Regions from separate parts of the Homo sapiens genome. Here region 2 is linked to region 1. Evidence: chromatin contacts called from ENCODE Hi-C or POLR2A ChIA-PET data. All regions are on one chromosome and are shown on one strand. The core of a region is the stretch at or near the end of the contact, and the rest is flanking DNA. Distances in the headings are between cores, read along the strand shown.

What was found. A loop is a pair of places that touch in the nucleus more often than their neighbours do. ChIA-PET counts read pairs that join two places held with the same protein, here RNA polymerase II (POLR2A). Pooled maps may share reads with other maps.
Region 2: a loop to region 1 is called in a map of Caco-2, with 2.0 times the contacts of the local background. The contact joins two enhancer-like sites. A Hi-C loop is called at or near these places in 5 of 168 maps with a recorded cell type or tissue (Caco-2, IMR-90, aorta and 2 more), 13 of 37 single-sample maps with no recorded cell type and 9 of 50 pooled maps. POLR2A ChIA-PET finds 5 or more read pairs at or near these places in 21 of 52 experiments (AG04450, CD4-positive, alpha-beta T cell, CD4-positive, alpha-beta memory T cell and 15 more).

Annotation. Positions count from the first base shown.
Region 1 is chr11:35,148,723-35,155,153 of GRCh38, reverse strand. The region is part of intron 1 of CD44 (CD44 molecule (IN blood group)); the gene reads right to left. Among named protein-coding and RNA genes, the nearest start is that of SNORD164, 11 kb to the left of the region's middle. RefSeq lists an enhancer at 2,600-3,392 and a silencer at 3,413-3,643. Within about 2 kb of position 3,798, at least 3 of the 41 ENCODE cell types and tissues checked have a DNase peak (open chromatin) inside an H3K27ac peak, as active enhancers do.
Region 2 is chr11:35,188,052-35,194,830 of GRCh38, reverse strand. CD44 (CD44 molecule (IN blood group)) reads right to left here. Exons shown (of 18, transcript NM_000610.4): 5 at 4,766-4,996. Among named protein-coding and RNA genes, the nearest start is that of CD44-AS1, 24 kb to the left of the region's middle. Within about 2 kb of position 2,295, at least 13 of the 41 ENCODE cell types and tissues checked have a DNase peak (open chromatin) inside an H3K27ac peak, as active enhancers do.

The sequences.
Region 1 (6,431 bases), core at 2,549-5,048:
CATGTGACCCCATTCATCCAATGAGAAATAAGGAGAGGTCAATTAAGGACTTCCCAAAAAGCCGCTCCTCCAATTTTAGAAGAGATGTTTGTGAATATACACTCTTTCTTCTGCTGCTAAATATTGATTTTTTTTTTCCTAGGATGCCTGGAACTGTGGGATTTAGTTTAGGAACATGAGGGGTGCTAAATTGCAGGAAGACACTGGGAGTGGCAGAATTGAAAGTTGGAAAAATAAACCTGAGTCTTGATAATATCATTGACTTCCTGGAATCATCCCAGACTTCTTGCCCTGGGAGGTAATATTTTATGAGAGCTGATTGTTCTGTTACTTACAGAAATATTCAGCTGGTATGTACAGATAGGGATATACCAAAATATACACAACAGATAACAATCACACGAGACACATGATGGTTTGATGCATAGATGGGTTGTAGCTTAAGTTCAATCATGATACCTATAACTCCATCTCTGTCTCTCCTGCCCAATAAAGCCAATTTGAGTAAAAGTGAGTGAGAAAGATGTTATCATCGTCATTGAGAGAATAAACTTTATTCTCATTTACAAGACATAGTTGTTTACAACCAAGCATTTGAATTAGCTAGTGCCTATACTCTACTAATTTTTAAATATTTCTATTATGACATGTACTTGCATCTGAAGGCATCTTAAATGATGTTTTTGTTTTTGTTTTGTCAGCACAACTATCTCGCTGTTCTGAAAAAGTCTACTCTTGTCTCCAAGAAGTCACCAGAAGCAAGGAGCTAAAGGACTGAGGCCCTAGGAGCCAAATGGTTGTACATTCGTATCCCAGAGTTTGTCCTATTCCTCCTGCCTGACCCCAAAAGAGGCACCTGTATGACCTTGAAAGACACCCTGTAAACCATCCCCTAAATGTACACTAATAAAACCCTAGGCCCAAGCTTCAGCCACAAGATCAAGGAACTTTCAACGAAATGGATAAGATTTGTCTCTAAACCAATGCTTGACACTCAAGATCCCTAAGTAAATTATGAATTTTCCCCAGTAGCTTAAAATAACTTCTATACCATATGACACTTTTTGCTTCTCCAGAATTTTTGTTTCCCTTCTCCCCAAATGTGTGCTTCTAAAATCCTGAGTCAGCTTAGAGGTTCTCATGATTTTCTTCCCACCACTATTACAGGGCAGACATGATAAACCACTTGCTTTCAGAATTTTGAGGAGTAAAATTTTTTTTCTTGCTTTCTTACTCAGAAGACCCAATGGTGAGACAGTGAGAGGGCTGGTACAGCTCTGAGAAGTCTGACAACAAGGGTCCTCAAGGAATTGTGGGGATCCTGGAGACATGGTTACTGCTATTCATCCAACAGGTCCTGGGAGGCTTTCCCTGGTGCTTTAAATCAGATGAGATCTCCCTATTATGCTCTCACAAGATCCAGTGCTTCTCCTTCATAGCACTTACCACAAGTGTAATTAAACAAAGGCATCATTAGTTGTTTACTGTCTGTCTTCCAGATAGACTGTAAGTTCCAGGAGAGAGGAGACTATGCCTCTCTTGTCTACAGTGGTATCCCCAGTGCCTAGCAGAGCACAGATATTGGTGTTCAACTAGTATGCGTTGAGTGAACAATTGAATAATTTGAAAACCATTGATTGTTGACTCAACTCACAAAATTGCTCAGAGAGTCTGGGCAAGTCAAAGGTCAGGTTGCTGTGGGCCTTATGGTTTCCAAATGCTCATTAAGTCAAAAAGGATAAAAAAATACCAAATATGGGTGTGCAAGACTGTGCACAGGGAACCAGTTCCAAGCACAGTGAGGGCTCCAGTGCAGTGTAAACACCTACGCCATTTCCCACTGTGCCACTAAAAAATCCATTACCCTATTATCTTCTTCTCATTTTGTACTCCAAGTCTTCTTGTCCTGATCAGATCATTGTCTTCTTGTTTAGTTAGTGTCCTCTCCTTTATCGTCTCAAAGGATAAAATGAAAGGAAACCGGACAAGTCAGAAGACCACGGTTTTGCCACCAATTAGTTTTGTGACCTTGGGAAAGTCACTTGCAGCCCTTGAGGCTTCCTTATCTTTCCAATCAAACAAGTTGGCTACATAATTCCTAACACCCTTTCCCATTCTGACATGCCCTGTTATCAGACCACGATAACTTCCTTTCTCTTTTTCTCCTCTTCTCCCTCTTTGAACACATATTTTGGTGTTGCTGCATGGGCCCAGCTCAGTTTATACCTTCTAAGCTGTCCCGTCAGCACTAGCAAAGCATCTGATGATTATCCCATTCCCACCTCTAGCCCTTTATTGAGTTATCCCAGCAAGGGCACTGAGAGCTGGCACTGAGAGCAAGGGCAGGCTGAATGCATTTGCAAGCCTTAGGAAGTGGCACAACCAAGAAGCCTGAGCCAATACTGGGCCCACCTAGATAAGGAGGGAATGGCAGCTTGGAGGAGACTGCTGAGCATTCCAAAGAATACAGTTTCAATGATTGGGGTCAACCAGCAACAGGAGACATAGATAGAGGCGAAAGTTATCCTAGGTAATAATAGGACCTTGTAGTTTTATATCACGTGTTTCTGCCTACTAGCACAAAACACTTTCACACCAGCAGGCAAAGGTGGAGAGGTCTAGGGGAGGCAGAGGGATTATTATCCCCAAATGGTTCACACAGTATATTGAACCATTAGACAGATAAAGCCAATAGCCCAAGGTCAAACAATTAGGCTTTCACAGGGTGGGAATTAGAGCAGAGTGTCCTAATCTTACCCAGGGGCTATTTCTGGTAGACTTTTGATGGAGCCTTTTGTTTATACCTTGGTTCTATCTTATCTTACCTGCCCAGGTAGCTAGCCTACTTTTTCCCTTGGGGATGAGTAGTGGGAAACTTGAGTGGCCCAGAGTGAGCCAGCTGGCCAGCCTGAGCTCAAAATCCAACCTTCTTGACTTGGATGCTCTAAGCAGGACTTAGTGAGGCCAGCTCATGGAATGTGGCTGCTGTTTGCATTTGGGAGGCACAGAAGAGCTTCCAGTGGCAGCTGAGAATGCAGAGGCTCCAGGGCTGATAAAAGTTGTAATTAACATGCACATACCACCCTTTCATCTTCAAAAGCTTTCCTCGCATTAGCTAGTTATTCCTCCTGTCGCCACCACGGGTGAGGCATCACTTTTGTCTTCTCAGTTTGCAGTTGAAGAAACTGATGGGAAGAAGGGACCCTTTGCCAGGAAGTCTGGCCCTTGTTCAAACACAGGAAATATCTGGCTCCCAGCATCTAACTTCATGTGGGTAAATGGGAAGACAGAATGGGAGTGAATCCTAACAAAAGGCTCAAGTGACTAACCTCTGCCCTCTGGGCAAGAGACTGCTTTTTTACTGTTCTAGAAGGAGATAGAGTCTATAGTATGGCTAGCTGGACAGATTCTAGAATGGCTAAACTCCCAGAGGACTATACACACAACTCTCAGAAACATTAACAAAGAAAGCCTGCTGCTCCACTACGGTGATGTCCATGTGATGCATGGGGGTCAAATCCTTCATATTGTGCCCATAGCAGACATCACTAATGGATCACAGCACTCTCCATACCTGAGCCAAGGTTTGACTTCTTAGTACAGCATTTTGGGAAGCCTCTAGGAGTCAATGGGAAATGTTCCTTGAGCTAAAATCTATTTGCTATTGCCACAGTAGGTCTTGTTTGGGATTCACTTAAATTGCCACTCTCTAACCCAGGCAAAGTTGCCAAAGTTCTTTCTCACTGTTGGAGCTGGCCTGCTTCTGAACTCTGTCTAGCACTGTCTGAGAGGGTGATTCATGAGAACTTCTGAGTTTCTGGGGCAGAAAAATTGGATCTTCTGCCAGTGGACAGTGCCACTGTTACTTGATTGCCTGGAATCTGTCCGACCTCATCTCTCACTGTTCTTTTCATGAATTCTCTTATCCAAGCAGACAGACCCCTCCCCTGGCCCCAATCAAGCCATTCTTATTCCCCCACTTTAAACACCTGGCTCATGTTTTGCCTTTCCCTGGGTTTCTCTCCTCTCCCCTCTCTCTGTCTATCTTCTTTTCCACATTCAACTCATCCTCAAATTCCTTGAAGCCTTCACATGCAATCGAGATGTCTGTTTTTCCTGTCTTCTGACACTTGGTTATGCTCTCTTGCATAATTCTTTCACCTGTTTAACTTTATTTCCACCAAATGGTAAGCTCCCTGAGGACAGAAACTAGGTCTTCCACTTTCCTCATTTCTGTCCACAGTGCCAATACATTTTAAGGAAATTTTAAGTTGGTCAGTTTGTCACCATCTTATAACTGGGGAGACAGAGGCAACCAACAGGGGAAGGACCTTGCCCACAGTCACCCTGTGACTGAGAGGGAGAAGCTCTCCTGGCTATGAGTGGGTTCTCACTTCTCCTAGAATACTGTGTCTGTATGATTAGCTGGAGAGACAGATGACTGAACCGTATCAGCAATAACTGAGGGCATTGCACAGGATGTGAGATCTGAGCACATCTGGGATTTTATTTCAGCTAATGGTCAGTGGATTCCAGATGGGTATAAAGTCAGCACAACCAAAAGGAGCTGTGATCTGACGAAGGACATTCAGTGACTGACAGAATGCCAAAAACTAGCCTTATATTATAGCCTCTGACACATTTTGACAAAATCCTAAGTCGTGCAATCTTTATGATTTCCATTTTTCTTTCTTTTTCCTGAGCAAGAGTTTCTCTGGTTTTATGATGAAAAGAAATTTTTACTGGGGGTCTGGAGGACTCTCAGTAGAAGCAGAAATTCACCATCTCTCAGGCCTGCCTTGCTCAGTGCCTTGATTTGGGGAAAGATTATATATAATCTTTTGTTTGGTCTAGCTTTTTTTCCCCTAGATTCTCAGGCTACCCTAGTTGCATAGGATACTAGCACTCACCCTGTAAGTACTGCTTTGTCTGAATATTGTGGTTAATTTTGTGCCAACAAGTTACAGGGGTTGCTTGAGGAAAGCTGGCAAGTCCAAGGTGCTCATGAAGCTCTGAGAGTGAAGGGAACAATTTTTCTCTTCTTCAGAGGTTGGCTTTTCTGGCCATGTGAAGCAATGTTTTTAAAGTACAATATAAAGAGTACAGTGTTCAGATCCTGCAGTTAATCCCAGGACTGACTTCCTGCAGTTTCAGTTGTGTGACTGGGACATGTTCCTAACTTCTCTGGCCAGAGCTGCTTCATCTGCTCACCTTCCACATGGTCTAGAGGATTCTATGAAGTACTACGGGCAAAGCACTTTGTCCCTACAACACTCTTGCCCATTGGAGTTAGAGTGTAATTGGGTCCATATGTTTATTTCTGGCATGGATTAATAATTCACTTTTGACATTTAATACAAATCAGGCATCAATTTTTTTTGACACTGCCTTATGGTGGTTTTGTGTTATTCTTTCCATTAGGTTTTATGAGGCTCAGGTGTTAGTAAGCCCACAGAGTGGTGAATTTATAGAACATGAGGCCTGGAAAGGACTTGACAGATCAACTAGAATCCAACCCTCGCATTTTACACATGGAAAAATAGAAGTAAATGGGGGTGAAATACTTTGCCTAGCAGCACATAGTGAATCAGTAATAGAGAGAAGCTAAAATATAATAATCATTTCTATTCTTGGGATACCTTCTGTGAACTAAACATTAAGCTTTAGAAATTACGTGCTAAGTATTGTTCCAGACATTTAACAAGTGCAACTGCCCAAGCTCACGCTGCTGTTAAGTGGCAAGAGGGGAATCAACTGGTGTATGGGTCCTCCCGTCTTGTTCCACTGCCTTTATACCTTCTAAATGACTCTTATCAAAGCCAGACCTCCTCATCTTCATTACACCACACCAAGCATCTGATTATATGGAGGTGATTTTTAGTCTGGGAGGTTTTCAAACCATTGACCGAAAGAAACAACTGCCCTTTTATTCCTCTAGCATGGTGACCAAAAAGCCAACAATTTTTCTCTGAGTATTGTTGAGAACATGATTTTAAGGTTTGGGGTCTTTTTATACATGAGGCCAGATTTGGAAGTAAAGGTGTAGACAAAGAGGCAGCCAGACCTATAGGAAATCCAGATCCCCGTTCTACTGGACAAAATACAATTAGCTCTAAACTTCCCCTGCCTTGTGTAACATTTCAAACCTCAAGAAAGATCTCTTTAGACTGAAGAGAGTGCAGAGAACAGAAATTTCAAGGGAGGAGGCGGGTTGAGGATCGCTACAAGTAGCAATAGAGAAAAATGAAAGAAGATTTGTATAGACCAGAAAGAAAAAAAATGAAGAAAAAGAATTAGACAGAACCTATAAAAATCACAAAAGATAAGTAACGGAGATGGCTTTGCTAGCCAAGTCTAGAAACATTATTAATTCAGTAAGCCATCCAAGTGTTTATTGAGCACCCACTATAATTGGGGAACTGTGCTGACCG
Region 2 (6,779 bases), core at 1,046-3,545, 41 kb before region 1:
TAATTTCATTCATTCATTCAAAACTATTGATTCATAGTTTTTCCTTCCTCTGATGGAAAAATCATTCTGATTCTATATACACATTGCCAAAAGGAAAACATACAGGACATTTAAGAATATCAATCATATCCCCAGATCCACAGGCCTTTCTGATATATGAAGTGGTACAAGACCCTATTCTCACTAAGAATGATGAAGGAGATTTGACGTGATAATGGACGTCCTCTCCCCTAACACTAAAAGGTCTGACATCCAGGAGAGCTGATAAGCAAAAGACAAAGCAGTTTACCTGTCGTTGCTGTTGTTGTGAGATCCTGAGTCTTAGGCTGTGAATTACCAAACCAGGACCATATCTAGTTATTTTGCTCCTGAGCTGTTGCGTGGCTGTTTGAGTGCACAGTTGAAGTAACTGGATCAATTATGAAAGTATCACTTAGTGATATTCCCTCTACAAATCTTTACTTTCAGTTCTGCCTATATATGATGTCTGTATCTATTATTGAATGATAATTAGAAAAGAAAATCTAGGCCTGGTTTTATCTTTCCAGACTCCTAATGTCTCCCACAATCTTAGGACAACATCAGAAATGCAAATTCCTCATGGGTATAAATTTCATGCTACTCATTCTTCAAACTGAATCCCCTGAATTCATGATCAAAGCAAAATCAAGCAGCAATTTAATAACCTGTGAAGGAAAGAGATTTTCTATTTACTTGATTGGGCGACTGAGCCATGAGCTGGAGGTTTTCGAAGCAGCATTTCAAACGACTGCTTTCATGCATTTATCTTTGGATTATCTTTGGGTTGCTAGTGTGTATTTTTCACATCTGTCTAGCATTGTACCCAGGTAGTTTGTGATGACAACTGGCATTTCAAAGCTCCGCCCACACGCATCAGCCTCAGGTCAAACTTCATACTTGAGCAGGAACTTTGCAAAGAAAATGTGTTCAAAGTGTCGAAATCAGATAAAACTTCCTCAGGTATCCATCTATCATTTCTGTCACTTTTTATTCTAATTCAATATGTGTTTCTACCAAAAACTAGAGTTGCCAAAGTTAGAGAAATTCCAGACTTTTCTCAAATTAGAGAAAATATCATCAGTAACATTTTGCAATTTAAAATCTCTCATTCGACTCTCAAGTTTGACTTGAGTCCAGCATGTTTTCTTATTGAAATGGAATGGCAAAAACCATCAGGATAAATATCTAATTTAAGCCAGCTGAGATTTTAAAAAGCCACTTTAAATTATATATCCCTTTGAAAATCTACGTTATGTCCTCCTTCCTCAAAAAAGTGATGCTACATATACACACTCAAAATTTTGCATATTATTTCAGATAGTTCTAGAATGCCTTATGGTCTACCATTGAACCTACTGAAGGTCCATGAACCCTAGGTTAAAAACTTTGACTCTATCTATATAAAATGCCAACAGCTGGCACAGTATGTTCTGTCCTCTAAATCAAGCTTGTCCAACCCGTAGCCTGTGGGCCACCTGTGATGCAGGATGGCTTTGAATGTGGCCCAACAAAAATTCATAAACTTTCTTAAAACATTATAAGCTTTTTTTGTTGTTGTTATCCCATCAGCTATGGCTAGTGTTAGTGTATTTTATGTGTGGCCCAGGACAATTCTTCTTCCAATGTGGCCCAGGGAAGCCAAAAGACTGGACACCCCTGCTGCAAAGGACACATTAGTTCAGAACAGAGAGTAGAGAAATAGGAGCCAATTTTACCCATGAAGCCTCCAGACAAACCTGAGCATCCCCGGGAAAATCCACAGACACCACATTCTCACCTCAGAAACTTTATTAAAGATGCATAATTCCCACCACCCTCACCCAATAGTACAACAGGAAAAAATAGTACCAGAGGAAACAAACCTACAAGAACAAGATAGAAATAGGCGTTATTTTTGTCTTCCTGAAAGGAGTGGTATGAGGGGGAAAAATGGAAAAAGCTACTGCCTAGCCAGCAGAATTTCTAATTTTCCCCACCCAAATAGGCCATACCAGATCTGAAAAAAAAAAAAAAAAAAAAGAAAGAATTCCTTTGACACCCAGAAGACAAGGAAATACAGTGTTCCAAGGCAGGAGTCTGCTTCCTGAATTAGTTTAGGTTTCTTGATCCCAGAGAGTTCCAGGTCACCAATAGGAAGAGGCTGATGACACTCAAGATAAACAGCCTGCTGGAAGCCTAAAGCTACCCAGATGGTTATTCTTACTAGCTGTCCCTATTGCCACCCACTACAGGCCCTTCAGGAAGGAATGAGCCAGCCGAGCCAAAGACCGCTTCTTCTGTGCTCTCAGCCAGCACTCCTCTTGACCCCTGCCCTCCTGCAATGCATGAGGGAGGCTTTGCAATCACTCCCTGTCACTCTGTCCCAGCTCTCAGTCCAACAGTGATAAGGTTTTGCAAATCTCCTCACTGGACTTTAGAAATACGATTCTACTCAGGAACCTAACAGTGCTGACTTTTCCTGGCATGCCATTATGCTACGTTCAAGTTTCCACCAGGTTGTTTGCCTTGGTATGTTTCTTTGCATGAAGTGATCCACTTGGAGCTGCTACTGGTCCCATTGGGTCCTATAGTACTTCAGTGACTCTCAGGTTAGCCCTGGACTCATTTGGTAGACTCATTAGTCTCTTTCTTTTTTAGCTGCTGAAGGAAACTTAACTAATTTATCTGGGAGGAGAAAGGCACAATTCATTTCTCAGCTCAAATCCTGAACTATGTTTTAGTTAAATCTCATAAACACTCCTTTTCCCTGATTTCTAAACCAATAATATGTAGTCTCCATGAAGGTAAGTCCAACTCTGAATTCCTAGCATCCTAGAGCAGTGTCTGGCATACAGAAGACCTCAGATATTGATTGAATGAATAAATATCTCAGTAATCCTTGCCTCTCTTCAATATTACTTCCTAACTATGTTTATCCTTCGATCCCAAGCATTCTAATAGGCCTGGTACGTAGTAGGTTCTCAAAATACGTTTGCTGACTAACTTAGGAAGGGAAGATACAGTTCTTAAGAGATATTCTATAGGGGTTAATGAAATGTGTGTTTTTAAAACACACATGAAATACTATTTTATATAGGCTATTAGTGGTTTGAATGTTAACTACATATAGTCCCAAGTTATGTTTTATCAGGATTTTCTTCTTTGGTGGGAAGTGGTACTTTAGGGTAGACCTATTCTCCTTCCTGCTGAGACCACTAATTATTGTGTTCGCTAACATCCGACAAAATTGCCTACCATAATGATAAGCACCTTCGACATGGTTACTTTAAAAAGACAGGGAACCCAAGAAGCAGTGAGTAGCTAGCAGCACGGCCCGCTTGGTTTGCAGAAGCCTCTCTCAAGAAGGGTTGCCCACGGGACTACCAACAATAAGCCGATGCAAACTCAAGAGGGCCAATAACCCAAGAAAGTATGGGCAGCTTGAAAACTCTGCTTTTTAAAAAGCTTCAAAGAATGTGCAGGGAGTGATGGGAACCCCAAGCCTATTTGTATCATGCCCTCAGCCAGAGACTGACAGAAATTTAAAACACTATTGCGCAAGTGACCTTAAATGAAATCACAGTACTGTGGGGGTTTCCCTGGCTTCTGGGTGACAAGGAATAGAGAAGGGCCCTGTCTTGAGTATTCACAAGCCAGCGCATTTCTGCCACACTCTTTGGAGGCCCAAGTTTCACCCCTCAGGAGCTATAGCCAGGAAAAGAGAACATCCACACCATACTAGGAAAACCGCTCCAGAGGCAGATGCCCTATTTGAGTTTGATTAATCCTCCACAGGAGGAACATGGCCCATCTGGGAGCCCATTTCAAAACAAACCATAGAAGAAAAGCAAAGAGGGAAACAGGAGACAAGAGAGATGTAAACACTTTCCAGTGGAGCTGAAGCGCGAGGGGCAAACTCCAAAGGAATGGAACGCAATGTTTACATACTTCCACTCTTGCAACCCTAAGTAATGAATTACCCCCACACACCAAGTAAGTATTGAGAACATTCCCCAACAGGCTGGATTATAGAGCTCTTAAGCTGATTTAATTTCACCAGAAAACTCTTCCAGATATGCTTCCTTGGACTAAAAACAAAGGAATTGTTGAGTAAATTATCGTTGGTGAAAATCACTGAATATTACACTATCAATAGTATGAATGTAAATCAAGTTAAAACATAAAAAGCCACAGTTGACCCACGTATGCCTACTGTTCCATTATTGGAAAGCTAAGCATGTGGGAGTTATTTATATCCTACTGCTCATTGTCATCACCAAGGTCTGATTGCAAAAATTCAAAAAATTGCAACCTCAGGCATAAGTGGGTTTTTTAAAAGGTGCTAGTGGAGTGGTATGCAAACTCTATGATCCCAACTTTATGAAAACAATCTTATCCATAGGTGGATAAGAACAAGAAGGAAACATGAAAAAATGAAAACAGTTTTCATATCAGGCTTGAATTGTTACTGTATACCTGGGGATAAGAGAATAAGGAGGGCTCTCCCCAAAATAAAACTTCCAATATGGCACTTCTTATGCTAAGGTAAGAAAAACAGTTATAGATGAGGAAAAAAGGTAGGCAGTAGTAGTCAATGCAGGCAGTTTACTGACAACCACAAGAGCCCACCTCCCTGAATGGCATCACCAGCTTCCAGCTGTCTAGAGACGAGAAAATCAGCACGTGAGTGTGCAATGCTCAGGAAGGTCAGAGACATTTTGCCAGGGAATTGCTATTGGGAAGCACAGTGATTTATTCTCCTTACTGGTAGCAGGGATTCTGTCTGTGCTGTCGGTGATCCAGGGACTGTCTTCGTCTGGGATGGGGTGTACAGTAGAAAAGGTGTAAAAGATGTAACCTCCTGAAGTGCTGCTCCTTTCACTGGAGGAGCCGCTGCTCACGTCATCATCAGTAGGGTTGCTGGGGTAGATGTCTTCAGGATTCGTTCTGTATTCTCCTTTCTGGACATAGCGGGTGCCATCACGGTTAACAATAGCTGGGAGAGAGAAAAGGTACTTACAGAACTTCACAGCTCATATTTTGAGTATGTGGATTAGCGTTTAACATAGTGACTTCAAAGCTATTTTCCTTTGTAATGAGAAACACCTATCTATCCAGTGGTGGGAGAGAGTGGCAGATGCACTAAGAAAGTGCACCCTCCCATCCCCCACACACCCTGGGGATGAGGCAGGAAACAAGGAAGTACTGGAGAGTCCCATCCCTGTGTTTGAATCCTAGCTTCATAGAGCTCTGGACAAGGCAACTCTGAGCTTCAGTTTCCTCATTTGTAAAATGGGGATTATGTGATACATTGTAAGTAAAGTGCTCAGCACAGTATTCAAAATACAGTGGATGCTCAATAAATAATCATTCTCCCACTTGTTTCCCTACTCTCCCTTCTGAAGTACATATAAAATGTGTTGCTATTAATTCCATATATTCCTCCGAAAAGGATTTGAAGTAGCAGACTAATAGCCTCAGCAGGGAAGATACATCTGCAAAATGATGAAGATTTTGATTTTCTTTTTTAAGGGGCAAGTTTTGTCCACTTGTGCAAACACCCACTTCTGGCTAGGAAACCAGCAGGTCTAAATACAGAAGAGCATTTGCCGTTCTCTGTGAAATTCAACCTGGAAATTAACAAGCACAGATATACATGAAGATCAACATCTGTGGTTTCAACAAATGACTAGAATGAATTGGAGAAGAAAAAGCCTGAATGCATTCATTCATTATTCCTCCCTAGAAGTATTTGCTGCTCTCAAGTCTGGGCCACTCACTATGCAGGTGTGCATTTAGATGAAATTATTTTCTGCTGTATTGCATTGATGGGACTAAAGGTTCTTTTTGGCCACATATTTAGCTTGCTCAAATGAAACTTTTTTTTTTTTTCGAGATGGAGTCTCACTCTGTTGCCCAGGCTGGGGTGCAGTGGTGCAATCTCAGTGTGCAGCAGCCTCCGCCTCCTGGGTTCAAGCAACTCTCCTGCCTCAGCCTCCCAAGCAGCTGGGACTACAGGTGCATGCCACCACACCCAGCTAATTTTTGTATTTTTAGTTGACACGGGGTTTTACCGTGTTGGCCAGGCTGGTCTTGAACTCCTGACCTCAGGTGATCTGCCTGCCTCAGCCTCCCAAAGTGCTGAGATTACAGGAGTGAGCCACTGTGGCAAGCCTCAAGTGGAACTATTAATAATACATAAATGAAAAAAAAAATCAAGGTCTCAGTCACCCTGGTAATCTCTGCAGGTGAGGATTTGACAAGGAAATATTGTTGACCACACTCTTACATGTCTGGACTTCAAAAGAGAACTGTGGGCATCAAAGAAACAGGGCATTTATTAAACCTCTACTATGGGCTGGACATACATTAGACATAGTGTCTTTTACAAATTTCCTGAATATTCTCATAGGTTGTTCCATTATATGAATGAGAAAACTGAGGATCAGTCACTCCTCTAAAATCTCACACATGGTGAGGGAACTAGGATTTCATACCAGGCCTGCTGAGACAGCACATCTCATGTCGTAGCCATCATGGTGTGAAGCCTCCCCTTCCTATTGCAAGGCACAGGTCAGGGACAATTCCTTACATAACAATGTGGGGCTGGGTTTGTATGGTCTACGAAGATTCTCATCCCTCTGCCACTGCCAACATCATGCCTGTGCACACTGTCAGTATCCAGCTGTGAGGAAGCAGAAATCAGACCTCTCAACACTGTACTGTTTCCCATTAAATGAAGCTCAGAGGCCGTAAGATCAGGGTTAGCAGTTAGCCTA